Regions from separate parts of the Homo sapiens genome. Here region 2 is linked to region 1. The links are chromatin loops, found by intact Hi-C in ENCODE. Cell type or tissue: dorsolateral prefrontal cortex. All regions are shown on one strand. Links, peaks and the distances in the headings refer to the core of each region. The heading gives the core; the rest is flanking DNA.

The links. Peaks named below come from ENCODE experiments on the same cell type or tissue, not always from the same donor. Only the 100,000 strongest peaks of a DNase experiment are listed, where the experiment ranks them.
Region 2: a loop joins it to region 1, with 2.2 times the contacts of the local background. A loop is called at or near these places in 7 of 110 quality-filtered maps.

The regions. Positions count from the first base shown.
Region 1 is chr17:15,380,139-15,395,050 of GRCh38, forward strand. No RefSeq gene overlaps it. Among named protein-coding and RNA genes, the nearest start is that of TEKT3, 46 kb to the left of the region's middle. In dorsolateral prefrontal cortex, for the core only: no CTCF peak of the experiment used is centred there; DNase peaks (open chromatin) are centred at 4,083 and 4,458; H3K4me3 peaks cover 1,118 bases; H3K27ac peaks cover 1,378 bases.
Region 2 is chr17:15,483,111-15,499,318 of GRCh38, forward strand. The region is part of intron 4 of TVP23C-CDRT4 (TVP23C-CDRT4 readthrough); the gene reads right to left. Among named protein-coding and RNA genes, the nearest start is that of CDRT3, 20 kb to the left of the region's middle. RefSeq lists enhancers at 7,236-8,435, 7,725-8,019. In dorsolateral prefrontal cortex, for the core only: no CTCF peak of the experiment used is centred there; a DNase peak (open chromatin) is centred at 7,701; H3K27ac peaks cover 3,142 bases.

The DNA.
Region 1 (14,912 bases), core at 71-8,070:
ATTTTTTGTATTTTTGTAGTAGAGACTGGGTTTCATCATGTTGGCCAGGCTGGTCTCAAACTCCTGACCCCAGGTGATCCACCCGCCTTGGCCTCCCAAAGTGCTGGGATTACAGGTGTGAGCCACCACGCTGGGCCAGGAGAAGGTTTAAAGGTAGTTCCAACTGAGGAGTAACTCTCCCATTCTGTTTTAGAGTTTTCATCGTAATGAAACATTTTGATACTGTTGAAGTTCAGTTATTTTTACAAATATTAATATATTGATAATCAATAATAAATACAGTTAGTTCTTGTCATCTTGACATTTTTGCCAAGCAATAAGTACAAAGCCTTGTTTCATATATGTTTTCTTTTAAAGACACCTAGTTTATACATGTTGTGGATTCATTAACACTGACTTCATGTCTAACTGCACTATCACTCATGCCCAGACAAAGCTTATCTAACACAAGCATTTTCTCCATAAGGCACATCGCACCCTTCTTGCACTTAGGAACACTAGACGGCATTTCAGCACTACGCTTGGAGGCCATTAAAAACAATAAATCACCAACGATAAGCACAAAAAAAGTTAAAATATTGTACTAAAATACCTAAAATACTTCACAAAGGACACTCATTTACAGTATTGAGAGCCAAAACAGGAAAGCAAAGACTTTGTTTACATCTCAGACACTGACATTTTTTTGCCACTTTGTTGCATATGTGTGTCTGTGAAGCCGAACAAAGGGCATGAGTATGAATCTTTTTTTTTTTTTGAGACTGAGTCTCGTTCTGTCTCCCAGCCTGGAGTGCAGTGGTGCGATCTCAGCTCACTGCAAGCTCTGTCTCCCAGGTTCACGCCATTCTCCTGCCTCAGCCTCCCGAGTAGCTGGGACTACAAGCATGCGCCACCACGCCTGGCTAATTTTTTTTTTTTTTTTTGTATTTTTAGTAGAGATGGGGTTTCACCACGTTTACCAGGATGGTCTCGATCTCCTGATCTCGTGATCTGCCTGCCTCGGCCTCCCAAAGTGCCGGGATTACAGGCATGAGCCACCGTGCCCTGCCTGAATCTTGAGGTGACAAATACATTTTAGTGACCAGACCAACTCACAAATACAGAATCCGCAAATAATGAGGATTGATTGTAGTTTGAAAGCTATGGTCTTGAATAAGGAAACAGAATAATACACACGTTGAGAGCAAGAGTTTTAGAGGGAGACTACCTGTGCTCGAATCCTGGCTTGACCACATACTAAGTGGCCAAATTCTTCTTCATGTATTGGCTTTATTTCCTATGAAACTGGACAATAAAAGTACTCACTACATAGGATTGGCATGAGGACTAAAAGAGTTAAAATATATAAAGTTCTCAGAACTGTGCCTAGCATGGAATAAATGCCCATAAATATCAGCTGGTTTTCTTCACCTCCCTCCCCTGCCCTGCCTTTCTTGAGGGAGATAGAGAAAGAAAACCCCAAACTGAGAAGACCCCATTCTGCGTTTCCATACTTGAAAAAGCAGAAGCAATTCCCCCATTTTCCATCTAACAAAGAAAAAAATCAAATAAAGCATTAGAATATTCAGTTGGATAATAAATATGCGTACTTGTGAGTTTCTAGAAGTTTCTGAGACTATTTCCCCATTCACTTCTGTAATAACTTATTTCCACTGAACTTCCATATATCATTTGCTTTTTATGAAGCTTGATACTCTGCTCACTGGAAGAGTAGGAAATGGGAACGAGGCTGATGTTTACACAATGTGTGGCCATACCTTTTTGGCCCAGAGCTCAAAGATATGATTCACTGTGTCATACATAGCTGTTTAATCCCCAGAGAAGTCTTCAAGAATGCACCTGCCTTATAGTCTGGACCATGTAGCAGAAGAACCACCATCAGATGACACCTCATCCACATCACAATTCCATTTTCTTAGAGAATAAATAAACTCCTTTTCATAAGATTGAATTTGCAAACTGATGTGTATGGCTAGAGAGTAGCTGAGAATCAAGAGATAAGAAAACGTACAAATAACATCATTAACAGTAATTTCAAGGATTTATTACTAAGAATTAATAATATTCACTTTAAGTTTACTTTCATCTAGTAAACAAGATTCTTGAAGGTATCAAAAGAAAGAAGATTTCTGCTTAGAGTTGGTGTTTGGAAAAATAATAATAATAATGAACTTTATTTTTCCCACCATCCCTTATTAACATTAGAGCTGGCCCTGTCCCTCTTTCCAAGGATGATTGAGGTGACCAAAGAAGGACGAGAGCAAGACAGTTTGCAGGAGATGGCACAAGGCTTATAAGGGAAGTTGCTTTCAGCCCAGGAATGGGAAAAGATAGCCACATACATTCACAGCTTGCATCTTCATTTGAAATTACAGCATCAGATCACCTAGGAAATAGTAGCACAGGGATAGCAAATACATCAGTTCACCATATCAGCTCGCGTTCATTGGTGGTGATCTCTGGAGCCCTGTTGGGAAGGGTTCTGCAACCGAGATCTGTGGGACACAGTGCCAAAACATAAATTGGTAAATTATGACTCCACCTGGGTGCTGTGGTGCTTTTTATGCTGTGATGCTCCACCTGATGCTTTTTATGCGTCCGCTCATTGCTTCCTCACAATGGGCATGATTAAGATTGCCATTTTATTGAAGAAACATGCACAAGATCACATTGATTAACAAAGCTAATTGCTAATACATGTCCTTGGATATTGTCAAGGTGTTTTTTGGTCAGAACCCCCTGGCTGGGAGCCAATACATTTGAATATAGTAGCTCCTTGTTATACCACTTGATAGCCATGGGACCTTGGGCACTTTTCTTTAACCCTTCTATACCTCCACTTCACTTAATAGAGGTGATAAATAGTTCCCTATTGCAGGGTTGCTGTGACTACGATAGTGTTGTGGAAAGTCTTAGCATAGTGCATGGCAGACAGTAAGTGCCCAATAAAAATGTCAGTTTTTATTATTGCCATTATTAGCTTTCCAGGGTGCACTGAGAGTCACTAATGCTGCATTTCTGGCCCCACCCAAGCAGTTAGCATCCAAAGTCCCTTGATGGGAACATATTGCAGACTCAGCCAAAAGGGATGTAGCTCACTCTTGGTGGATAAACTTTTATCAGACTAAGTAAAACTGCACCTCAGGCCCAGATCATATGTCTTTATGGAAAAATCATCAAACTATACCAAACGGTGCAAAACTCCTTTACCGATTTCCTTAGGAATTATATCAGGTATATAATTGGAATATATGTTATTTCATTTTATGTATTCCATCTTTTCCCGTGAATTGATCACTCCTGCCATCTTGGGGCTCCAGCAGCCTGCCCGCAGCTCTCTCAAGCACTTGTCAGATTTTCCTGACCCAGTGAGGTTGGCATCATTACAACCACTTTAAAAATGGGAAAATTAATGTTTTGAGAGAGTAAGTAAATTTGCCAAAGTCCACAGAGCTAGCAAGCAGCAGACCCAGGCTTCATCCCAGGCACCAAAGCCTGTTCCCTAAACCAAATGGTAGACTTCTAGCATAACCTTTGCAGTGGCTACATCTTGTATCCATTGTATCCACTGTGACTGAACCAGTATTTATTTGGCCAATACCCCATTATTGCGCATTTATAATGTTGCCAGTTTTTCCACTATTATACCTGTGACATCAGATACCCTTATATACTCTTTGGTTATTTTCTTAAAACAGTGTCCCTAGGAGGGGAATTGCTGGATTAAAAGGCTTGCTGAGTTTTTTAAGTTATTGATAAATAATGACAGATTGGCCTCCAAAAATAATCTATCATTTAAAACTCCCACTAATGATAAATGAGTGTTAATTTCCCTTTTCTTTATTATGTGTTCCTTTAATCAACAAGAAACTTAAGCACCTATAAATGAACCATAGTTCATTTATATGTGCTGATTTTTTTATTATTGTAATAGGTGAAAAATTATACATTTGTTTAGTGGTCCTCCAATAATCCAAGAGAAAGGCAGCTAAGAAAATTCTACGGAAGAGGAAACAGATATGCTGTGAGTTTCAGTAGCACATCCAAGGTCGCGCAGCTGGTGAGGACAGAGCTGGGATTAAAGCCATCCAGCTCCAAAAGCAGTGCTCTCGCCCTTCTGCCTCCCTGCCAACCCCCTGGAACCAAGAGTATCCAAGGGTTTTTGTGCAATTTCCTGTCCCTTCCCCCACAAGCTGCATATTTTGAGCAAAGTCAGTAAGGGGAAACAAGGGGAAGAGCTGACGGAAGAGAAAGTCGAAATGGGGTGATACTTTACAAGCTTCCAGGCTAACTTGAATGTCATGGATATCCTGATTCTGTCTGCCTGAGGAATCCCAGCAGCTGATAGATGCCAAGGCGATGGCTCTACAGTCCCGTGGCAAATGATATCGAAACTGAATCAGACTCTAGAAATCATCTGCACAAAACCCTTCATTTTTAAAATGTCAGTACAGAAGCCCAGAGGGAATGGCTGCCTGGCACCCTGTCAGGTGCTGAGTGACAGCAGCAGAGTGATTAGAATCTGGGGCTTCTTAAGCTTCAGATCTGTTCTCCTTCCTTATATTCTTTTCTGAACAAGCTCAGATGGCTCTTGACCCTTTCCACTAATAACCAGCCCTCTTCTCATCTTGGCAGTCCCAGTACGAGAAGGAAAGGCGAGGTCCCTGTCAGGTATCTGGGATTTTTATCTCTATCTCTCACCCTTCACAATCCTTCTCATACAATTTAAAACTCCTCTGTTGAAAAAAAAAAAAGAAAAAGAAAAAGAAAAAGAAAAAAACAACAATATTCCCAGCCCTCTGGGAGGTCAAGGCAGGAGGATCACTTGTGCCCAGGGGGTTGAGACCAGCCTGCGCAACATAGGGAGGTCTCATCTCTACAAAATAATAATAATAATATAAAAATTTTAAAAGAAAAAACCACCAACAAAACCACAAACTGGAAAAATGTTTGCAATTCGTATTCAGATATATATGCAGATATTAATTCATAAGGAGGTCATACATAAATTTTTGAAAGATAATTCTATGAAAAATGGCAAATGGAGATAAGCAGCCATTTCAGAAAAAAAGAAACACAAATGGCCTTATAAGAAGCAGAGTCTCACTCATAATTAAATTCAAATAAGAATAATAGCAATTACTAAATGATGAAAGAGCAAAAAAAATGATAACTCATTTTAAATAAAATTAGCAAACGTTTAGAAAATACCTGTCAATCTTTGGCTTCTCTTGCTTCTTTGTCGTGTTGTTCCAGTAACAGAAGGAAATGCTTGCCAGTATTTGCTTTACTGGTTAAACAATTTAATCTCTCTTGTCTTAATTCCAGTCAAATGAATAGAATAGTTTGTTTTTCTCCCAATAAATAAAATAAAACCCAGTTCTCATAAGGAAAAGATGTTTACTTAAAGCATAGCTTGCCTTGCCACAGACTAGGAGAAAATATTTGCAATACATACATCCCATAAATGATTTGTATGTCCTTATATAAAGTACTCTTATAACTTAATAAGAAGAAAACTCAATAAAAATTGACAAACTAGTTGGACAAACACTTGACCAAAGAAGATATGCAGATAGCAAATAAACATATGAAAAGATGCTCAGCACCATTAAACCATTATGGAAAAGCAAATTAAAACTATAATGAGCTATCACTACACATCCACTAGAATATCTATGGTTAAATAGACTGGTATACCAAGTGTTGGCAAGGATGTAGAGAAACTGGAACTCTCAAACTTTGCTAATAGAATGTCAAATGGTGCAACCGCTTTGCAAAACAGTTTGTCAGTTTCTCAGAATTGAAATATATGTTAAGAGTATAAAAAGATAAATTAGAGACTGGGAGAAAGTGTTTTCAAACCATATATCTGGCAAGACTACCATCTAAAATATATAAAGAACTCCCCAAATTAACAAAACAAACAATTTGATTAGAAAGTGGGTAAAAAACATGAACAGATATTTCACTGAAGAGGATGGACAGAAGACACATAAGCACATGAAAAGATGTTCAAAACCATGAGCCAGGAGGGAAATGCAAATTAAAACCAAAATAAGATCTCACCACACGCCTATCAGAATAGCTAAAATAAAAAATAATGACAACACCAAAAGCTGGCAAGCATGTGGAGAAACTGGTTTAGTCACACATTGCTGGTGGGGATCTAAAATGGTACAGCTGTTATGGGAAACAATTAGGCAGTTTTTGGTTGTTTTTGTTTTGTTTTTTGTTTTTTTGTTTTTTTGACATGGAGTCTTGCTCTGTCGCCAGGCTGGAGTGCAGTGGTGCAATCTCGGCTCATTGCAACCTCTGCCTCCAGGGTTCAAGCGATTCTCCTGCCTCAGCCTCCCAAGTAGCTGGGACTACACCACGCCCAGCTAATTTTTGTATTTTTAGTAGAGACGGGGTTTCACCATGTTGGCCAGGATGGTCTCGATCTCTTGACCTCTTGATCCGCCCTCCTGGGCCTCCCAAAGTGCTTGGATTACAGGCGTGAGCCACCACACCCGGCTGGCAGTTTTTTTAATAAAATTAAACATACGACTACCAGAGAACCCAGCAGCTGCACTCTTGAATATTTAGCCCAGAGAGATGAAAACTTATTTTCACAAAAATCTGTACACAAATGTTCATAAGAGCTTAATTCATAACAGACAAAAACTAACAACCAACTGTCCCTCAACTAGTGAATGATTAAAAGGCACAACTCGCATGTGCAGACTGAGATGAATGTGCAACTTAGACGAATCTTAAGGGAATTATTCTGAATGAAGAAAAGTCAATCCCAAAAGGTCACATACTGTATGATTCCAATTACATAACATTCTTGGAGTAACAAAAATTGAGAGATGGGAACAAGTTAGTGGGTTCCAGGGCCAAGGGCAGGGCTGGGTCGCGGGGAAGGGAGGTGAGTGTGGATGTCATGGGCGCACACATGATCCTTGTGGGACTGGAACTATTTTGTATCTTCGCTGAGGAGGTGGATACATAAACATACACATGTGATAAAATTGCATAGAACTAAGTACAAATCTACAAAAATGAGTACAAACGAGCTAGGGAGATCCAAACAAGATCAGTGGATTATATCAATATCAATATCTTGGTTGTAACATTCTACTATAACTTTGTAAAATGACACCATTGGGGGAAAATGAGAAAGATATTGTTTTTTACAGTTGCATGTAAATCTATAATTTTCAAAAAATTAAAAGTTTAACATAAAAATATTAAACGTACTCTTACCATATGGACAAGCCATTTCATTTCTAGGTAATTATCCCAGAGCGATGAAAGTTTATGTCTACATGACAATCCCAGATCAAGGAAAGCCTATGTCTACCAAAACCAGTGCCAAAAAGTTTATAACAGTGTTATTTCTAACAGCTAAAAATTTAAAACAATCCAAATGTTTCTCAATAGGTGAGTAGATAAACAAATTGTCGCATACCCATACAATGGAATCCTACTCAGCCATAAAAAAAAGAAGAAACTATTGCTACACACAACCACACAGATGAATCTTAAAATCATTATGCTTTAGTAAAAGAGAATACATACTGTAATGTGTGATTCTCTTCGTGTAAAATCCTAGATAATGAAAACTAATCTATAGTGCCAAAAAACAGATCAATAACTCCCTGGGGAAAGGGTTAGAGCAGGAAAGAGTGGGAGGGAGGGATGACAAAATGGGGCAAGGAAATTTTGGAGTGTAATAAATATGTCCATTATCTTGATTTTGTCACAGATATATATGCATGTATAGTATATGAAGAAACAACAAATTGTTTATTATGTATCACATATACCTCCATAAAGCTGTTAAATGAACAACAATAACAACAGCACAGCTTGCCTTAAAGTTTTCCATTTCACCAACATACCCGGCACTATTCAATTCTTTCCAGTATCTCTTGCCCCAGCTCTTGAGGATTAGGTTCCTTACAGCGGTGTGTGCTTCTTGACTTGCTGAACTGTTACTGCATGGATTTCCTTCATGTTTCTATATCTTCCTATCAGATCCTCTTAGGAGTTTGTATCAAAAGAACTGGAAATAATAATAATATCATCCCAACAGACTCAAGGCAAGGAGAACAGAAGCTACTGTCATCTGTCATGGAGAAGGAAACTCGAGCTCAGAGCAATTGAATGATCCAGGTAAGATACAAGTCCAGGGCTGAAGCATCCTGGTCCAGTGCCCTTTCTAGCACACCTCATGGAACAGGGGAGAATCCTTTTCCTTCTTTCCCCTTACTTGAGCCAGGAAGGTCAGGGAATTATTGAAACCTTCGTGAGATGATTCCCAAGAGAGGAGGGGCTGATCATCTAATTGATCTGTCTGAGTCTGAGAAATTCATCGGGTGAAATTTGACAAGAGGATGGGTAGTCACTGAACGAAATGTGAAGGATATCCACACATGGGCTCTCTTTCCAGTCCTCTGCCTCCAAGCCTGGGTGATTATGTCCAGTCCCATCTACTCTGGACAGACCATCCTAGATCCGAGGAGCAGGAATCAATGAGGTCTCCTGGATCAAAGCTACATTCAACTGTTCAGTTTTACTGGGGAGCTCTGCCTTGGGAGTGAGGAGGATTTGGTAGGTTCTTATGTGTTTCTCACTCTGTCTTGGCAGGGAGAAGGGGTGTGTATCAGAATTCAAGCATTAAAAGCCAGTTTGCAAATCCCTAGCTGCAAATCTCCATGGCTCTGCCATGCCCCACCTCCCGCAAAAGCCCAAGCCTTGCCTGCAGCTCGGGCGCTACTTCCCTTTTGGGAGAGAGACGCAGAATCTTAAGTAAGGTTAATTTTATGATCCAAGTGGACTCCTCAGAGCTTCTCAAATGGGGTTAGTGTGGCAAAAGCTGCTAGTTGACTACATTAACCCTTCCCTCCTTGGTAACAGAACTCCAAATGTGTACATTGTTAACTTTAAAAAAATAGACTACTTCCAGTCTTCCCTGCAGTTAAGTATGGCCTATGGCCATGAGACCAAGTTCTGGCCACTGAGACATGAGTGGGAGTGCTGTGTTGGGCTTACAGAAGGAAGGCTGCTTAAAAGAGCTGCCCGATATGAGAGGGGCTTGTCTTTCCTCCTTTCTGTCACCTGGAATGTGGAGGTCTTGGCTGAAGTTCTGTTAGCCATCTAGGACTAAATAATGAGGGAGCCACGTGCTGAAGATGGTGCAGCAGAAGATAAGAGCTTGGCATCCTGATGCCCATGAGCCCTCCAGCCTGAATCACCCACTTCTGGACAATGTGTGTGCGAGAGAAATAAACTTCTATCTTGTGTAAGTCACTGTTATTTCTTGGGTTTCTGTTGCATACATCTAATCCTAATCTTAAATTAGTGAGCCTTCTCTCTTTCTTCCCATAGCACTTTGATGGCTCATTGGGTTCTGCTGGATTATCTCTTTACACATATTTACATTTCTCTACTAGTCTATGGCTTTGGTAACAGAGGGGACCATATATTAGTCATCTGCAGGTGCCTGGTACCTTCCTGCCTTGCACACAGCAGGTACCTTTTGAATATGTTTGAATATTTGAAGGAGAGAAGGTCCAAGATAAAATTCAAAAGCTGTCTGGAGTTGGAATGTCCTATAACCTTCACCCCTGGGGTAACTCTTGCTCCTCTATAGACGATTCATGAAGACCGGCCCCAGGGTTTTCCTTGCTGGCAAACTCAACTAGCGGGGCCCAGAAAGAAGGGTGTAAAAAAGCCATTGTTGGCTCCCCTCCCACCCATCCAGGACCTTCCCCCTCACTCACAGATGACAAAGCCAAGGCTTTGTTTAGGCAAAGTGCAGCATTACATTTCTGACCTCTTGGTCCCCAACCAAAACTCTAGAAATGGAGAGAAAAAAAAGTCTCCATTCCCCCATTATTCCTTGCATATCCAAGTCAACATTTATTTAAAATATCCAAACACTATTTTGGTATAGTTTTCTCCCTCTCAGATTTCTACCCTGGTATTGAACCTTCTATCTCCTCTTCTATCAGCTGCACATTCAACATTTCCACCTCTTTATTTACTACTCTCCTTTTTTCTGTAAATGAATTCATTAAATAAAATTATGTTGGAGGCACCCAATTAATGCTTCACATTGTACAAGGTGCTTGGAATATGAAGACAAAAAATATCATTCCAAGTTGGGTTTCTCCACTAGATGCAAACAAACAAAATACAACTTGGACGGTAGCTATCCTGGCGCTCAGTGCCACACACAGTGGTGGCCTTGAGGAAGGACCCCCTAAGCTTTTCCCAGACAGTTGGGAGAGGCTTTGTGGAGACAATGGAAATCGGGCAGACTCTTAGAGGACAAACAGGATTTCACCAGGATAAAAGGGGAAGGACAACGATTTTGTGCAAATGTGAGTCGAACGAGAAATACCCTATACGGTCTGAGCTCATGCTGAATGAGGCAGATTGTGGCAAGAAGAGGGATGGTCAGAGGTGCAGCTGGATTGATGGACAAAGGCCAGGCCAAGCAGGGTCCAGGGAGCATTATGTCCCAGTTTGCACTTGCACCTGTAGGCAGTAGAGAGACATGGAAAGGATTTGTGCAGTGGAGAACTGAAGTCCTCACCATTATGTCCCACTTTAGAGCAATCTTTCTGGCAAGAACATAGAGGATACACAGAAGTGAGGCCAGTAGCAGGTAGCACCCATGACGCTCTCGGTGAGAGGTGGTGGACGGGTCAGCATTGGAGAAGGATGGATCTAAGAGATATTGAGGCCTTGGAAACAACAGGACTCAGTGCCCACTGAATGTGGGGGCTAGTTTGACTGTGTGAGAGGGTGCCTTATTGATAAATGCAAGATAGAAAACACCCCATTTTTTCTCTTTTGTTTTCATATTATCCTACCTGAAAGAAGAAGAGGTTACAGATAGAGGGAGACATCTACGTGGCACAGGCAGCTCTCAGCAGAGGCTGAGCAAGGGGAGATGCCAGCCCTTCATTGTATGCTGCCCAGCCCTCCCCCTCCCTCTCCTGACTTCAGGCTAACCCATACCTATCTCCGCCTTCCTAAGACCTGACTTTTGCCCAGATAATCCTAATCTCTAATTTTGAGAGCCTTTCATTTCCAGATGATAACACATGGTGGACGATGTGCTGTCTCCATGATGTGAGCACCCAAGAAACAGGGGAGTTGGCACTTGCTTCTTTACTGACAGATGGTCAAACGCACAGTGGTCAGCACCTGTGAATCCCAGGGGAGGCCCCAGCTGGCCTGAACTCCAGTGCATGACAAGAGGGATGAGAAACATATCACTCTACAGGGCTCTGGCAGCATCCGGAACTGGCATACCATTGTCGAACAGAGTCCAGGGGTGTGTTGGGCACAAAGACGTGCCACACAGATGACCACGGGCCTTGGGGCTTGGACAACTAAGAGAGTTGCCTGGGCCAGACCCATGCTCCAGCCAGCACAGTTCCATCCTGGCAGTGAGAAGGACTTCCTATTTGTACTACCTGGGGAAGAAGAGAATTTGTGGGTAAGTTGACATGGTTTGGATGTTTGTCCCTTCCAGATCTCATGTTGAAATATGATTTTCATGTTGCAGGTGGGGCCTGGTGAAAGGTGATTGGATCATTGCAGCAGATCCCTCATGAATGGCTTGGCACCATCCCCTTAGTTATAAGTGAGTTCTCATCCAGTCGGTTCATGCAAAATCTGGTTGTTTAAAAGAGGGTGGGACACACACCCCCTTGCTCCCACTCTTGTCATGTGATATATCAGCTCCCTCATGCCTTCCGCTATGATCATAAGCTTCCTGAGGCCCCACCAGAAGCTGATCAGATGTTGGCACTGCACTTCCTCTACAGCTTAAAGAACTGAGAGCCAATTAAACTTTTTTTCTTTATAAATTACCCAGCCTCGGACATTTATTATAGTAACACGGTAACAGTTTAACACACAAGTTGAATCCCTCTTAGGCAGAAAATAAGAAGAATACATTTTCATATGAAAGCAAGTAAGTTAGGCATTCACACCTTGCTTGATGGAGATACAGCAAGGGGTCCAGGTATGAAAAGTCTTAGACTCCTTCTGCCTCTTCTATTCATTCATTTATGGGAAGTTCCAGTTGAAGTCTAACCATGAAGGACCCTGACCAGGAACCACGGACCCCTCTGGATTTGGCAAACTGGACAGATTATCCAGAGCCAAGCTGAATACGGTGTTCTGGCTGCTGCAGCTAAAACACTGTTGTCAATCCCAGAAAACTGTCGAGGCAACTGCCAAGGACATCTCCCAGCTGCTGTGTCCTCAAGCTCCAGTGAGAAGGCGTGGGTTAACTCTTTAAGTCTGGCTCCTGACTCAGTCCTTTAGGCTTGCCCGTGGGCACTCCCTTGGATTCAAGACTGGGCGTGATGCTTTTTGCCCTGTGACCACAAGGTAGTAAGATGTGTTCATAACATCCTAGAGGGTTAGGGCTGGAGTTGACTTCATCGTGATGTGGCTGAGGCCTTTATTTTATAGAGGAGGAAGCTACAGCAGAGAAGAGATGTGACTCATTCTATGAGCTAAGAACTGTGCCCTGGCCAAGTAATGCTGGTGTAGCCAAAGATGTGTGGTCCAAACATCATCTAGAAAGTGTGTTTGTGTTTATTCAGCTCTCCATTGTGGAAGGAGACAGGGAGGGGATGCATCTGACAACTTCAACCAAACCCAACACTGGTGTGGCCCATAGTGGAGTAATATGTCTCCCAGTGAATGCAAGACAACCTCTAAGCCTAATTTTTTCATTGCTCTGAGTATTTGTTCACAAAACACTCTTGACTACTAGATCCCAAGGTGTCTTGATCGTAGAACACAAGTTCCTTGGAAAGTGATATGAAGCCATAGAGATAGATATCCTACTATAGCCTCATATTCATTGGCATATCAGGCCCTTACGAGTTTGCTAAATGTGAATTACTTTTCCCAGAGTGAGATGATCCTTGTATCCATCCTTCTGCAAGGGTGACCCCACAGGCTCTGCCTGGAGGAGCCAATGAGATCTTCTCACTCTACTACCTCTCAATGACAACAAGCAGCAGATAGCTTCTCTCATCTAGTGGATGTTAGGTGATTTTGGTTAGTGTTGTCTCAGAAAAGTAGTGAGTGAGTATGCCTCATGCACCACCAACCATGAACACTGACCATATATAAGGAGGCAGATCATAGAATCCCATTCTTTATCCAGTAGCTGATTAATCTTCAGATGCCCCCAATGCCCCATTCTCTACCCCTCATTCTTCTGAGTGATCCCTCTTTTCTCTTCTTTCTGTGCTCCAGTCTCCAATACGTTTTCTTATTCTTCCTTTCCTAATAAAATGTCTCTCAGAAGAATTATCTGAAAAATGCCTTGGGGGCAATATCTGAGGCTCTTTTCTCTCCTCTCCATTCCCTCTGCCCCTGGCTTTATTCATTCCCGCCCCTTTCCACACCCAGATATTAAAACAGCCCTGCAACCGGTTTCACTGCCTTCGTTGCTATCCGACTCAGCTCTGTTCTCATCAGGACACTTCCTTACCTAGATACAGTCAGTGGCTCCTCACTGCATATGGAATAGATTCTAGACTCCTTCATTCATTGTGCAGAGTCTTGCACAACCTGAACTCAGTGGTTCTTTTTAGTTTCATCTCCTTCTCTTTCGCCTTCATTGGCCTTCCCTCCGGCCAGCACATCCCTCTGTGTTTTTCCAGTTCTTACTTACACAGCCTTCCATTTCCTGGCTTCATGCTCAATCTGCTTGGAATATTTTTTCCCCAACCCTCACTTCCGTTTATCTAAGTCTTACCCATGTGTATGAGTTAGGATTCATTAGGAACAATAGAGACTAGAAATAACAGGTTTAACCATGATCAGAGTTTGTTTCCCCTCATATAGACATTTGGAGACTCAGGCTCCTTCTAGTCCATTGCCCCATCATCCTTAGAATGGTCCAGGATGGGCCAGGTGTGGTGGCTCACGCCTGTAATCCCAGCAATTTGAGAGGCTGAGGTGGGTGGATCACGAGGTCAGGAGTTCGAGAGCAGCCTGACCAATATGGTGAAACCCCATCTCTACTAAAAATACAAAAATTAGCCATGCATGGTGGTGTGCACCTGTAATCCCAGCTACTCAGGAGGCTAAGGCAGGAGAATCGCTTGAACCCCAGAGGCAGAGGTTGCAGTGAGCCGAGATCACACCACTGCACTCCAGCCTGAGTGACAGAGCAAGACTCCATCTCTCAAAAAAAAGTCCAGGATGGAGCCTAGAGTTCCATTCACTACATCTGTTATTTCATGAATCTGGGTGCAAAAAAAAAAAAAAAAAAAGATAAAGAAAAAGAGGAAAAGGTGTGTACCAGCTGTCTTTTGGGGAAAGTTCCTGGAAACTGACAGTTCTAACATTTCAGCTTACGTCTTTTGGAACTTAATCATGTGATCATATCTAGCTACTACAAAGGCTAGGAAATGACTCGATTCCAGGTGACTATATTCCCAGTTAAAAATTAGGTGCTCTATCATTGTAGACAGAGAGAACAGCTCTTCATGTCTGCTGCACCCTTGTTCAGCGCTACCTATCCTGCCCAATTTTGTTTCTGCACCACCTCCTCCACAAGCCTTCTTTCCATCTCCTGAACTCCTAGAGTAGTCTCTCTCATCTTTCCTCCTAGCACATGACACTTCTTACCCTCTTATGACCACCTATGTTCTTTTATTATGTCCCCTGCTGACCTATGGTCAACTGCAGGGCAGGATTCTGTGCTGATTCATTTGAATGCCTCCTGTCCTCACCACCAGTGGCTAGAGAGGGGACAATATTTACCACGGTGGTCCACAGTTCCCTAGCTGTTGGCAAACCTTCTCATTCTGATCCACTGTAGATGAGCATCCTTAAGAGCATGGATCCATTTTAGTTTCAGATCCTCTGTT
Region 2 (16,208 bases), core at 3,265-11,264, 110 kb after region 1:
GAAAAAATTATATGAAAAAAATGGAAATTCCTTCTCTTTATTTGAATGGCTTCCCATAAAATATGAGATTTTCTACATGGAACTGAAACGTTAAGCATGTAAGGCTCTCAGCTGCAAGAGAGAGTTCTATAAGTTGAATTGCGTCCCCAGAAAAGATGTTGAAGCCCTAACCCCAGGACTTGTGTATATGTGACCTTATTTGCAAACAGGGTCTTTACAGAGCTAGTTCAGTTAAAATGAAGTCATCAGGGTGGGTCCTAATCTGGTATGGAGTCAGAAGAGGGGGAAATTTGGACAAAGAGATGTGCACACAGGGAAAATACCAGGTGAAGATGAAGACAAAGATTGGGGTGAAGCATCTACAAGCTAAGGAATGTCAAAACTCACCAGCAAACCACCAGCAGCAAGGAGAGGGCCATGGAACAGGTTCTCCCTCGCAGCCTTCAGAAGTAACCAACTCTGCCAACACTTTGATCTCAAATTTCCAGAACTATGAAGCAATAAAGTGCTGTTGTTGAAGACATCCAGCTTGCGGTACTTTGTGATAGCAGCCCAAGGAGCATAATACAGATAAGCACTGGCTTAAGCACAGAAAGCAGCAGCATCAGGACTCAGTTCATCCAGGTTTCTGTAAGTTCTGCTTTCCGCAGTCTGGGCTCCACTCCCCAGCAAGTGGTCACTATGTGGTGGAAGTGGTCACTACGTGGTAGCCCCCAGAAGCCCCTGACTTACAACTTCCCAGTTTCAAGTCCTCTCTTGGAGGAGGGCTTCTCTTCCCAGGAGTTCCAACAAAAGACCTGAAATCAAGTTTTAGTGACTTGAATCTTGGGGAAGGGGCCAGCCTCCACCACACCACAGGGTCTGAAAGAGGGATGAAGATTTTTCCTTGTGGAAAATCATTACCAATTATATATCATTACCAAAGAAACAGCGGGTGGAGGCTGAATGCCAAACATGCAAACACACGAAGGTATCTGGAATACATTTTAACACAAGGGATCTGTGCATCCATCCAATCAACAGGTATTTATTGATTCATTCATATTTCATGAGTGACTATTATGTGCCAGGCACCATACTAGTAGCTAGAAATAAAACATATAATGATCCCGGCTCTTATGGAGTTTATATCCAAGCAAGGGGAAATAGTTGATAAAATACAAACCTAAAATGTAAATTATATAGGATATTAAAGGTACTGTCAAGCTCTAAGAGAAAAGAAAATGTAAAGCAAGTTCAGGAAAGTGTCCAGTTTGTGATGTTTGGCAGGCAAAACACAGCATGCTTCATTAAAAAGTAACAGTGAAATAAATATCTTTTAAAAAATGAGCTGGAATAACTATATGGGTATCAGAGAGAAGAGTGTTCCAGGCAGAGAGAACAGCTTGTGCAAAGGCCTTGAGACGGAGAAGTGCCTGGAAGTTCAAGGAACAGCAACAAGGCCAAGCAGCTGAAACAGAGAAAGCAAGCGGGGAAAAGAGTGAGAGATGAGGTCCAAGGTCACAGGAAGCCAACTCACATAGAGCTTTATAGGCCAATGTGTGGACTTGCACTCATGTTGAACGATGTGGGGAATTGTTGCAGAGTTTTGAGCAGAGGAGCGGCATGACCTGATTTGCATTTGTAAAGGACCTCTTTGGTCCCTTGAGAAGGATGAAGGAAGAAGATCAGTTAAGAATATTTGCACTGATTCAAGCAAGGGATGATAAGGGCTGTGTTCTAGATATGTTGAAGATGAGATTGACAAATTTCTTGATGAATTGGATATGAGATGTAAGAGAGAGAGGAATCAAAGATGACTGCAATGTTTTCAGCCTGAGCAACTGAAAGGGTTGACTTGCAATCATTGAAACAAGAAAGGATGCAGGGAGAGCAGATTTGGGGTGGGATTGGATTAGGAGTTCTGTTTGGAATGCATCAAATGTGAGGTGAAGAAGTTCAGGAAATGCCACCTGAAAGCTGATGCTTTGGTGTGCCGATTACTTTTAACTGAGGGCATTTGGGGAGCAGCAGATGCAGGCAGAGGCTTTCTCTGAGCTCCCCTTATCTGCCTAAGGACAGATCCTCCAAAAGGAATTCAATTGTCATGAATTCCTTCCCCAGGAATCTCATCAACCAGGGAAGAACACAGGAAAGGAGATAAGATTGACACCAGCACTGACAGACCATCACTTACTCCTCTCAGGCAACGTTTATTACCTGAGAGACGTTTAACAAGACAACATTTATTTGCCACTCATTTCCTCCCCTCACCCTCCCATAACTTGTTCCGCTACCACCCCCCAGAAGTTCCAAGTCCCTATTCCTTTCTGTAGCTGAGGATGCTATACAAGCTTCAATCACTTAACCTCTCAAGTCTCATATTTTGTGGGACTCCCATGTCCCACATAATTAATGTATTAATTAATTAATACATAATTAAACGTAGTTTTTCTCCTGCTATTCTGTCTTATGTCAATTTAATTCATAGCCCAGCCAAGGAGCCTAGAAAAGTAGTGTCTACCAGAGAATTGGTGAGTAGAGAGGTCAAGCAAGAATAAGCAAACACCTAGAGGGCATTTGGGCTGCAGAGATGAAGTTTTTAGTAGAGACAGGGTTTCACCATGTTGGCCAGGCTAGTTTCCAACTCCTGACCTCAAGTGCTCCGCCCACCTAGGCCTCCCAAAGTGCTAGGATTATAGGCGTGAGCCACCACACTCACCCTAAAATAATTTCTTAATAACTCCTACCACACTAGCATTCAGTCCATTGCAAGAAGATATTTGAAACTTAGAGACTGGGTGAGGTCACCTAGGAAGTATATATAGATAAAGAGAAACCAATCTGAGTCCTGGGGTGCTCCAACATTTACCACCTCCACGGCTATCACCCAGGCCCAAAACATCCTCAACTACATTTCAGCAGCCTCCTAACCAGCCTCCCTGGTTCCACACTTGCCCATCTCCATTTATCTCCACACAGCAGGCATAGTGGTCCCATCAAAATCAGATCCCACCACTCCTCTGCTCAAACCCTGCAAGGGGCATGCAGATGTGGTACATCCATATAACAAGATCATATTTGTCAATAAAAAGAACTCGGGTACGGATACATGTTCCAATGTGGATGAACCCTGAAGATATTATCCTGCATAAAATAAGCCAGTCACAGAAGACCCTATATCCTGTGGTCCATTTACGTGATATGACCAGCATAAGCAAATCTGCAGACAGAAAGTACATTGATGGTTGTCAAGGGTTAGGGGAGAGAGGAATGGGGTGTGACTGTTAATAGGGATGAAGTTTCTGAAATTACACAATTCTATGAATATACTAACAACCACTGAATGGTACACTGGCCATGAGTGAATTTATGGTACATGAATTCTATCTCCATAAAGTAGTCCCGCCTTATCCACAGGGATTACATTCCAAGACCGCCAGTGGATTCCTGAAACTGTGGATAGCACCAAACCTGATTGCCATTAGTCAGAACGTGGAACATGTTTCTGTTCATGTCTTCTACCCACAAATTTAATGCTTTTTCCATCTTAACTAAGCACTTGTCATACATCATGGTCATAGCTTTTGCAGTTTGAATTGCGACAGCAAAACTAGTAGGAATTTCTTTTTCCTGATTCACAATTTCACAGTTTCACAGATAGAACATTCGTTCTTTTTCTTTCTTTTCTCTTTTCTTTTCTTTTTTTTTTTTTTTGAGATGGAGTCTCGCTCTGTCACCCAGGCTGGAGTGCAATGGTGCAGTCTCGGCTCACTGCAACCTCCACCTCCCGGGTTCAAGTGATTCTCCTACTTCAGCCTCCTGAGTAGCTGGCATTACCGGTGCGTGCCACCATGCCTAGCTAGTTTTTGTATTTTTAGTAGAGACAGGGTTTCACCATGTTGGCCAGGATGGTCTCAATCTCTTGAACTCGTGATCTGCCACCTCGGCCTCCCAAAGTGCTGGGATTACAGGCTTGAAGAAGGTTCATTCTTACTGTAGAACTTAACAACGTCAGCAGATGTTTTTTTTTCCGTCATTGAGAACTTTCACCTTTTCACTTGAAGGAAGCACTTTATGACTTCTCTTTGGCATATCTGAATTGCCAGCACTGCCACTCTTGCACCCAGGGGCCATTACTAAGTAAAATAAGGGTTCCTTGAACACATGCACTGCAATGCTGCCACAGTGGATTTGATAACTGAGTCAGCTACTAAGTGGCTAAGAGGTGCAATTTAAAATATGAATTATTTCTGGAATTTTCCATTTTATGTTTTTGGACCACAGTTGATGGCTGGTAACTCAAGCTGGTAACTTTTGGAAAGCAAAATTGTCAATAAGGGGAGGGACCACTGTAGAGCTATTTTAAAACTCTGCCCTGGCTCCCCCTACTATGCAGACAGAAGCATCATCATTCAAAGCCTCACATTCTACCGACGCTCTCTCCCCAATCTCTGATCTTCACTTCTCCTACTGTCCCCCTCCTGGCTCCTCCTGCCCCAGCCACTGTAGCCTCCTTGTTGTGCCTCAAACATGCACACTACAGACGCAAATCTTTGCACCTGCTCCTCCTTCTCCCTCCATTTATCTATGTCATTACTATGACATATGTCACTACTTTACCTCTCTCAAGTCATCATCCAAACATCACCCTGTCACTTGCCAAAGCGGCCCTCCTGGCAGCCCACATCTGCCCATGGTGGTGGTATACGCTCCCCAATCACTTTCTTGCTTCATGTTTCTTCATTATCCTTCTGATTATTTAGGCCACTAGATACTTATTCATTTTGTCTATTACCTGCAACACCAACTAGAAGGTAACTTGCACAAGGGTGGGAATTTTCACTGGATGTATTCATTGTCGAATCCACAGGACCTAGAACAGAGGCCAGCACCCAGAAGGCACTCAATAGACATCTATCTTCAGTGGTTATGTGGTTATTTCTGTGCACTGTCTTATGGGCAACCAGATTTCTTTTCTGAGGTTGTTTGTTGTTTGGGGAGATTTTGGGGCCTTGCAAGTTTTGTACAATGAATATACATTACTTAGATAGTCAGGAAAAAATGTTATATAAGGGGGAAAAGTCCTACCACTGCTGCCACTGCCTGTGGGATGCAATCCTGAACTCCTTAGCAGGCGCTGGCTTTTCCAAAGTCAAAGCTCTTCCTCCCCTCCCTTTCCACTGCCCTAGGTCAAAATGAATCCAGTGGAGTCCTGGTTCCCCGAGATGAAAGTAGATGTTCTCTGAAACAAAAAGAGAGAATTCCCTGTGCTTAAAAATGGTTAAACAGGTTTTGTCGTGTTTGGTTTGGTTTGCTAAGAGCCTGCAGTAAGCTTTGCACATCGTGGAACTCTAAGAAGGCCACATAGTGGGATACCCACCCTGACATATTTGACCCCAGAACCTCCTCTTTTACTGGCTCATCTCCAAGGACTCGAGTTCCAAGGAACAAGTCCCAGGGACGTCGCCCCCATCAGACAGGACACTTGGCTGTGCAGCAGCCCAAGCTCCTGGAATCCTCTCCCCTCCTCCACCTGTAGAAACTCTACCCATGCTTCACAAGACAGTCCTGCTTGTGCCCTATCTAGGAATCCTTCTCTACTCTCAGCCCCTCATTCCCCTGTGTTTCTACAGAACATCACATCTATGATGAAAGCTCTTATCATGGTCATTGCTCCAGCTGTCATCAACAGCTGTCATCAACTGGTGTCTTCAACACCAGACTGCAAGCCCCTCGGGTGCAGCAATGGGGCCTCCTCCACATGGGTTTCCCAAGGGCATGGTGTGATGCTGGGCTCTGGGAATGTTTATGCCCCAGAACTGCCACTTTGGAGGCAGGTGGGCCTCCCTTCTTGGGGTGAGCAGCCCAGCAAGCAGGCCGGCGAGGAGCTTCATGCAGCATCCTTTCCGCTTCCCCTTCTCAGTATCTCTGCCTAGGGACAGAAAGTCCCTGGAAACCTAGGGGTGAGGATCTTGGGTGTCTTTTTCTTAGCTGTTCTCTTTATCTTTGGAATTTCTTTAAAAGGCTGTTTTTTAATTTAATTTTTTATTTTTATTTTCATTTTTATTTTTTTTTGAGACGGAGTCTCACTCTGTCATCCAGGCTGGAGTGCAGTGGCACAATCTTGGCTCACTGCAAGCTCCGCCTCCTGGGTTCACGCCATTCTCCTGCCTCAGCCTCCCGTGTAGCTGGGACTACAGGCGCCCGCCACCATGCCCAGCTAATTTTTTTGTATTTTTTTTAAAGACAGGGTCTCGTTCTGTTGCCCAGGCTGGAGTGCAGTGGCACAATCACAGCTCACTCTAGCTAATTAGAAAAAAAAAATTGTAGAGGAGGGGGTCTCACTGTGCTGCCCACGTTGGTCTCAAAATCCTGGCCTCAAGCCATCCTCCTGCCTCAGTCTCCCAAAGCACTGACATTACAGGAGTGAACCACTGCATCCAGCCAAAAGGCTGTGTTTAAATCAGAGGACCCGGTATCTGGAATTAACCTGGCCTGGCTATGATGGTGTCATATTGAGTCTGGCATCTTCTGTTAACTTACTGGTTGGCAAAGGAGCTGTTTGGAAAATAAAAACTGCCTTCTCTGTGGGAAGAGGGTCGATCTGCTGTGGGGGTTGGGGGGAGTGGAAAGCACCTTAGATTGAGAGTCAGGAAGCTCACATTTGAGTTTTAACAATGTCACTAACATTATAAAGGTTTAGGGCAATCACCTAACTCTTCCAAAACTCTAGTTCCTTAATTCTAAAGTGGAAGAATTTTAGGGATCCTTCACAGCTCTAAGACTAAAGATCAACTTAAAAAGAATAACCCTTGGGGTATCTATTTGCAGAGAACTGTCTTTCTTTTTCCTTTTCTTTTTTTTTTTTTTTTTTTTTGAGATGGAGTCTCGCTCTATCGCCAGGCTGAAGTGTAGTTGCGCAATCTCAGCTCACTGCAAGCTCCGCCTCCCGGGTTCACGCCATTCTCCTGCCTCAGCCTCCTGAGTAGCTAGGACTACAGGTGCCCGCCACCACGCCCGGCTAATTTTTGTATTTTTAGTAGAGACAGGGTTTCACCATGTTGGCCAGGGTGATCTCGATCTCTTGACCTCGTGATCCACCCGCCTCAGCCTCCCAAAATGCTGGGATTACAGACGTGAGCCACGGTGCCGGGCCTGCAGAGAACTGTCTTTCAAAACGTTCTAGTGACCACATAGTACAGTCTCACACAGGGAGGCTCCGTGGCCTCCACCACCAGCCAGCAACGTCAGAGGGGATTGTTCACGCCCTTGCTAGTGTCTTCCAAGATGGTCCTTTGAGAGGTTTGTAGTAAGTTTGTAGAATACTGGTGAGTCGGTCAGGGACAGCTTGAGTATGATTCGCAACCCCCAAAACCACCTCCCTATGGGCAAACCGTATCCACAGAGCACATTCATAAGCCTGATTTAAAATACTCGCTCCTTGTGCCTCAGCCATTACTCTCTTTCTGTCCAGGTCTCTTATTCTGACTTAGTGGAAAATAAGGTTGTTACAGCAATGGCTCCATTCGTCCTGTGGGCAAGAAACTCATGGAGAGAATTAGTCAATTCTTCCTGGACATTCGGGAGCTTCTGGGTGGAGGGAAGACTGCGAAGCAGAAACAAACAGAAATCCTAGAGAGGCAGTCATCTGAGCATTCGTCACAGGGGCACTCCTAGGATCCACCCTCAGAAGCCGTGAAAGGCCCATTGATCTGGCTGGGGCAGGGAGTGGCCCTGAGCTGGTGACATCTCAGGCGAGGAAAGGCACAGATGTCTGTGCTGGCTGTGATAAGAGGCTTCTCAGGAAATCTGAGTCACCTCGGGCCGGCTCTTCGAAGCATAGAGGCCCAGCAAGCACCACAGCCTGGAGGCAAAGCTTCCTGCTAGCCCTGGGACCCTGGGACTTTGCATTTCCTGTTGGTGTCCTTTGACTTGGGCAGCCACCACCCCTGGGAAGTTTTCCAACACCCTCACTCATGCATTTTGAACCTGGTGTTCACAGCTCTTTGTCTCTGCTCATCTCGCTTTTGTTTCCTCTGGAATGTTCCAAGCCCCCTGCATCACCCCATGCCAGGAATCTGACATCCCAGAGTGGAAGCCGGCTTCATGTTACTCACCCCACCCTGTGATTTCCTGATGGAGGATCCGGAGACCTGAACTCTGGTCCAGGTTTACAGACAACTCATAATCATGGTTGAGGCCCCTTTCTAGGCCTTACTGTTCTCATACTTTTAACTGGGGATGGGGGCAGGATGGGAAACTTTTGGAAAAACAGACTTTTTAAAACTGGAATGATGCTAGACATTTATTTGCTACTACCTGCTGGCTGCTGCCTGTCATTTCATCATTACATAGAAAAGAAATGCTCCAACATTTTGTCATGCATTTACTCCTTGGTATAAGGGAAGGATTCAAGAAACGTCTTATGGAAGCAAAAATAACAGTAAATTATGCAAAGGCACTGGTTCCCTTCAGGGGCTGGAGTAAGACTGGTGAGAGTCGTGGGAAGGGAAGAAGCACAGAGAGAAGATTCCACTTCACGCATATTTTTTAGGGTTTGGCCTAAATAAAAGGACTTTCAGAGATTATAAGAGAATATTTGTGTTTAAAAAAAACACGTTAGATAAATTTAATAGAGTTAATTGAGCAAAAAATTATTCAAGAATTAGACAGACTCAGCACACCCACAGTGACTCTGGTGCATGGTCGGAGAGGATTTATAGACAGAAAAAGAAAGTGATCTACAGAAAACAGAAACAGCTAGGCTGCTTACGGCTCCGTGTCTGCCTGATTTGAACACAGTTTGAGCAGTTGATCGCCTGTGATTAGCTGACACTCAGCTGCTCTGATGGGCTGACACTGGGCTAGTGGCTACAAGCCTCGGTTACAGTCTCTGTACACATCCAGTTAGGTTATCATCTGCACAGCGGAATGTTTAGGTGGAACTTAAAATATGTAAGGAGGCAGCTTGGGCTAAACTTGTTAACATTTGCTAGAGAAAAAAAAAAACATCTGGGAGTCAACCAATCCATCTTTGATTTCTCAACTATGGAGACCACCACCTTGAGCATCTTCTCTAAGGTCCCGTAGCCAGGAGTAATACCTGGTATCTTGACTTCATAGCCCATGACATTGGACAAGCCTCTCAACCTCTCAGGTCTCAATTTCCTCAATTGTCAAACAAGGATGACAGTAGGATTGTGGGGAACTAATGAGTATATTTACTCGATTTTGAAACAGTAGGTGTGCAATAGATGTTACATTGCCATCATCATCATCGTCATCATCATCATCGTCATCATCGTCATCATCATCATCATCATCTCACTATCACTACAGCTGCTGTTCCTGCCACCCAGGTCTCCCAGCAGCAGGTTGTCCCCTAGAACCACACCCAAACCATCCTCCTAACCAATGCTGTGCACCCTTCAGTAAGACTTTTCAAAAATGGACATAAAACAAAATAGTTCTTAAATGAGCCTACTTCTATTTTTCACATCCCCATTTCCCCAAGACGTACCTGTGCTCCAGATGGAAAACCATCAATTACAATCCTGCTCCTTCTGCGGCAGGGCAATGGGGAGTCACCCAAAGGAGCAGCGATGCTCAAGCCCCCCACAGAAGGACCCCCAGACTCCCAAAGAGAAATGGACGTGAACGTGGGTGAAGTCTTGGGCTGATCAGAGAGCAAGCAGGGCCAAGGGACATGAAGACAGGTGTGTTCTTAGAGACTGGTCACAGGAAGGAGCAGACTACCTGCCCCCTGCCCCCTAGTCCAAGCCTGGTTCTAGGTTAGAAGCGAATCAGCTGGAAGAGGAACAGCTGCTGAACAGAAAGCACAGCCTTGTGCCCTCCCAGAGAGCAAGGCATGGCATGCACAGCCTGCCCCAGGCTGCTGCCAGGGCCACCGCGGGGGGTCAGCTTCCATTGCTGAGCTGTGCTACGCCCTGGGAGCACCAATCTTTGTCAAAAGAATGGATTTGTGCAGCTAAACCCCACAGGGCCTGGCCATTGTGGACCTGTCTGTCTGCATTTCAACTCTGGGCTTCACTCTTTGGTGAATGTGAATCTCCAGCGGCACAGGCAGCCAGAACAGAAACGCCACGCAGTCTCACCCTGTCATGCCAAGAGCTTTGTCCGCTTTGGGACAGAGCCCTGTGCTGGGAGTCCATTGGGGAGACTCACAGGGATCCAGAAACCTGCTCCTGCCCTCAGGGAGCCTGCTGTGTAGCCTGGAGAAGGAACTCATAGGCATTTGCAGTACTGTCTATCTTGGGGTCTGTCATTCTCATCTAAATTAATGTTAACAGCACTAACTTAGCCTTTCTTACATGGGTGTGAAAACCACCAACATTCCTGGTATTAGGAGGTGGGCCTTCAGGAGGTCATTGGGTCATGAGGCTGGAGCTTGATGAAGGGGATTAGTGCCCTTATAAGGGGATAAAGAGACCAGAGCAAGTGTGCTTGCTCACTCCCCTTCTCTCCCTCCCTCCCTCTCTCTCCCATCCTCCTGCTCTCTCTCCCCTACTCCTCCCTTTCTCCCTCACCCACCCCCTCTTCCTCTTTTCCTTCCTCTCTCCCTCCCTCTCTCCCTCCCCCTCTCCCTCTCTCTCTCCCTCTCTTCCTCTTTCCCTCCCTCCCTTCCTCTCTCTCTCCCTCCCTCCCTTCCTTTCTCACTCCCTCTTCTCTCCCTCCCTCCTCTCTCTCTCCCTCCCTTCCTCTCTCTCTCTCCCTCTGCAGATGCCTGGCCATCTGCAAGCCAGGCAGAGGGCCTTCACCAGACACTGATCTCTGCCTTCCCATCTTTCAGAACTGCAAGAAATGAATGTCTGTTGTTTAACCCACATCTTGTTACAGCAGCCCACACTGGGCAAGATAGTGCTATCCAAAGAAAAGGTAACAAGTCCAATTATTCACTACATTTTCACATATTTGAAAAGCGTATGCAAACAGTGTGTTCCCAGTAGTCCTTTTTTTTTTTTTTTCTGGAGACAGAGTCTCGCTCACGCCTGTAATCCCAGCACTTTGGGAGGCTGAGGAGGGCGGATCACGAGGTCAGGAGATCGAGACCATTCTGGCTAACATGTTGAAACCCCATCTCTACTAAAAATACAGAGTGGTGGTGGGCGCCTGTAGTCCCAGCTACTCGGGAGGCTGAGGCAGGAGAATGGCGTGAACCCAGGAGGCGGAGCTTGCAGTGAGCCGAGATCATGCCACTGCACTCCAGCCTGGGCAACAGAGCAAGACTCCGTCTCCAAAAAAAAAAAAAAAAGAAAAGAAAAGAAAAGAAAAGAAAGAAATTATATTAAACCACTCCCTGGGAAGTCAATTAATTTTCTGTAGAACAAGTGCAAAATAATACTTACCAAGAAAAAAGCTCATTAATTTGGTCACTAAGAGAAGAAACCAAAATATAGACACATCTTCTAAATTATACCCAAGTAGCAAAAACAGTACACACTGTTTGTAAGATGCTGGAAAAAGAGACTCCATGATAAATGTTGAGCTTAGCATAAAGCAGTTGGCTTTTATTCTAATTTATTAATAGGCAAATTCCTTTATCAGATGATATTGTTGGATACTATAATATCAGTAATACCACGTATAAGAGCACTTACTACTGACAGTGACTGCAGATGTTTTCATCTGTAATTTGTCTAAGCCAGTGCTTCTCAACAGGGGTCAATTTTGCCCCCCAGGGGACATCTGGCTAAATCTAGAAGTATTTTTCATTGTTACAGCTGAGGAGGAAGAGGGACAAGAGAGTGCTACTGGTGTCTGTGTGTCAAAGCCAGGAAATCTGCTAAAATCCTACAGTGAAAAAGCCAACCCCCAAAAAGAATTTTCTGACCCAAAATGTCAGTGGTGCTGAAGTTGAGAAACTCTGATCTCAACCACTAATACACAGAACATGAACCAGCTGTATGAGGAGAGACAGAGGAGGGGATGGGGGGGGTGGAGGAGAGGAGGAGGGAAAATGATAAATGAAGGTCTTGAAGACTTTTTGTTCTTTTAAAATTGATGCTGTAGAAGAAGAGATGTTGTTGTAGCTAAGATAATGATTACTTTCTGATTCATGAAGCTCAGAAGGCATCTTGCCCTCCATATGATGAAAAGCTAGATATTGGTACAGCCTGCTTGATTAGCAGAGGTTAGGCCAACAACTGACTGTCGAAATAAATCATGAAAACTGGGGATATGGTCACATTGTGGTCACTGAAAGTTCATCTTTTAAACTTCTCTTGCGAAGAAATGAGCCCAAGTTCACGATTCTCCTTTCCCACTCAGAAGAATGCAGTCACTCAAAGGGAAAAGTACTTACTTGGGGTTTTGAAAGGAGAACTCAAGTTAATTTTTTTTTCTTGATGAAAGCTATGTCAGGAAAGGCCATTTTTACCACTTCAAGTTAGCTTAACGTGGGTGATATATCACATTGATATTTTGAAGATGGATTTTTCAAGGCAAAAGCAACATTCCCACTGGGAGGGAATGGAGTTCAGAGGTGGGCTTGCTGCCATTTGGGGGCTCTCTTATCCACCTCCTAACTTCGTGCTTTGTAGTTAACCTTGTGAGAGAGAGCAGGGGGCAGGAGGCCTTCTAACAAAGCTTAACTGTGTTAAAATAATTAATTGGGAGGCTATCAGGCTGAGGCAGCTGCAGCATCTTGGGTTCCTACGTAAGCAAATCAGAACCCAACTCAATGCAAGCAGTGAAATAAAACGTAAGCCTAACCAATCAGAAACAGCCAACTAACCTCTATCTAGGGACTCTCCACTTTAACCAATCAAATATTTTCTTTGTCTTGCTTTCTTAAACACTTTATGAAAGGTTCTCCTGAAGCCGCTGCTGTGTAGCACCCAAACACCTGTCATCCAGTGCTGCCCAGTTCATGAACTGCTGAATGCTCAAATAACGGTGTTAACATTTTAATGCGCCTGAGTTTATCTTTTAACAACTCTTTTGCTTCCCCTTCATCTTTCTCTCCTCCATAAGAAGCTTCTAATCTCAAGTGATAATATTTCAACCCCACAATGGGAAAGAGACCAGCCACCAGGAGAGTGGAGTAGACAATCCTGCATGGGGTATCCAGGCTTCTGAGCCTGAAGTAACTTCATAGAGTCCCACACACCCTTCAGGGTTAGGGAGCAGCCACATGTTTGTTCTCCCATGTAGCACAGAGGGGAGCAGGGATGGAGCTGAGAGCCAGCAGACCTGATGTGTGAAGGCCAGGATGCCAAAGCAGATACAGTGGGGACCACATGACTCAAGACCAGACAGGGATAAGGACACATCACTGGGTACCAGTGCAGACCTATTACATCCCTATGACTGACATCTCTCACCACTACCCCACTCCACCCCTGCCCCACTGTTAGATAATGGGTGTCCGAACTCAGATACCTTTCCTGAAGGACACTGGGAGGTGGAAGAATTCTAGACTTAAATTTAAGAAAGAAACACAGAAAATTCTTGAAGTGACTGAGTTCTCAATTGGTAAGACTGTGCTTTCTGGTATTAAGTGAAACTGAACCTCAGGATTGAGACTCTAGTCTCTAGCAATGATAGTAATACTATAATGATTATAATAAACAAAGCTTCCTTTCTTGCAAAGCCAAGTTACAAGGCTTGAAAATGGGAGCCAACCCCCACCCACCCTACACACCAAATTTGTGCAGAAATGTAGAGGCTGAAAATAAAATGTGGATTTTTATTCTATAGATGGGGCAAACAAAGCTCAAGTGCGTAAATACTTACCCTGGAGTCACCAACATCAGACGATTAAAAACCAAAACCTGAGGACAGCTATTTTTGCCTTGGCTTTCATTCTAACTACCATACAAGCACGTGCTCAATGACTATGCAAGAAGTGCTTTGGCCTCAGAGACATTTGGAGAGCACCGAGAACAAACATCTGTAATTTAGAACGTTTCCTTGGAACAGATCATTTGAGCGTTGGGGTCTTCAGAAGCACTAGAAGTTCCTTTACAGAAACCAGGGTGAAGGCAGGAACTGGAAAGAGGAGGTGGTTAAAAGAAGCTGGAGTTCTGAGAAGCCTGTGGATCCTTTTCAATAGAAGAAAATAAGCAGTTTCAGACAAGTTCTATCTTGAAATTTCCATACAGATGCAAGTTCCCAGAAAGCAGCAAGTTAATCCCAACAAGTGATAGCTATAGTCAAAGCAAGTCTTTTTCTCCTGGCAAGGGGGAGAGGGCGTAACTACACAATTCCCATCATTTTTAAAGCCATCCTTTAAAGCTTACCCCAAAATTATACACACACCCCACTCACATAAATCAACTACAGAGCTCATCAAACCTTAGAACTGAGAAGTGTTTCCAAAATTATCCAGTCTAGGGACCTCATTCTGCAGATAAGGACTCAGACACCCAAAGACAGTGTGCCCCACCCATTGTTACCAAGTCAGTTAGAATTGAAAATAAAACTCTGGTCTTCTAATTCCTAGTGCAGACCACTTTTATCCATTGCTATCATTCTAAAAAAAAAAAAAAACAAAAAACAAAAAAACAAAAAAAAACTGGTGATGCTGTTTGTTTGTCCAGTACTGACTTTCTCCAATATGACAGCAGGACACAGCAAGGAAATAAAACATAACAGTGTAATTGGAAAGAGGTAAGTGGACAAGAGACTTCAGTCAGGTGGGCACTGGCCCCTGAGTGAGGAATTAAGTTGGTTCCAATAGTCTGGAGCAGTGGTTTCCAAATGTTTTGATCACAAGTCATTAAAAAGTTTGGGCATTAAACTTTTTAATGACGTGATCAAAACATTTGGAAACCACTATATATAAAAACATATATATATGTGTGTGTGTGTATACATATATATATATAGAGAGAGAGAGAGAGAGAAACATAGCAAAAGATAGGGAATTTTAAAAGATGATATTTTTAAAATAAATTTTAATAGAAGTTGACATGATACAGGTGAATCTCTATAACAAATATATCTCCCAAATTTCAGTGGCTTGACAGAATAAAGTTTCTTTCTTTCTCATGTTGGGTTTGGTAGAGAGGGCGTTGGCCCCTTGCATTCATTTGAGGATGCAGGATCTTTCCATCTCATGGCCCTTTCATCCTCTAAGGCCTTGGAATCCTCTTCTTTTAACCAAAGAATGGAGAAAGAGAGGAAGACTTGAGGCCTGCATGGTGCAAGGGGACTTAAGACCTAGACCTGGAAGGGGCAACATTATGGCATCATGGCTGCCCTGACTCCATTCGTCCAAAGGCAGTCATGTGGTCCCAGCAAGGGAGGCTGGGAAATGTAGTCTAGCTCATGCTTGGAAGGAAAAGGCAATGAGGTTTAGTCAATACACAGCAAACTCTGACACAGAAATTCAAGTCTCCCCATATCCCAGAAAAGTTTTTGAGCACTCTGCAAGGTTTCCCATTTGGAAACTATTAGCCTGGAAGATTAGGCATAGACTGACCCTGTCAGCCCCTATTCCTCTCCCACAGAGCAGGACTTCCTGAGGAGAGCCAGATTTAGGGCTAGATGGGAAGATGTTAATAATAGCTAGCATTACTGACAATTTACCCTGTGTCCAGCACCAACTAAGCAGTTTACACGCATTAACTCATTTAATCCAGCAAAAACTCAGTGATGTAGATGCTATTAGTATCCCCATTTTCCAGATGAGGAAATGAACTTAAGCCCAGGGAGACTGAGTAACCTGCCCCAAATCACACAGTGTCAGATATGGAATTTGATGTCCATCACTGGCTCTAGAGTCTGTGCTGTCCATCACTACCTTGTGCTGAGTCTAGAGGGAAAATGGGAGATAATTCCCAGCTCTGCAGGCTTTCCACACCAGGTAAAGACAGGACAGAAGAGCAGCAGGCTGCGGCTGAGGTGGGTAGGTGCCACGAGTGGGGCTGTACAGGGAAAGCAGAGTCAGACAGGGATAGAAGGGTGGGCACAAGGTAAGTGGGAGTGAAGAAAAGTGAGCTTGCAGAGTCAGGCTATTGGAGCTCAGCCATGCCATTCAGGAAGCAAGTGCAGCATGGAGGACTCAGAGAGCCCAGGTAGTGCCCAATGCCCAGAGGAGCCCCTTGCACGCCGGTCCCTGTCCTTGATTAAACTTGCAATGACAACTGGGAAGAAGTCAGCACCACAGAGGTGGCCATGGCCTGCCCACATCCCAACTGCTCCCAGAGCTCATGCCTGTTTCATCCCAGGACAAGCTCAGCTACTCGCCTGCCCTGGCAACA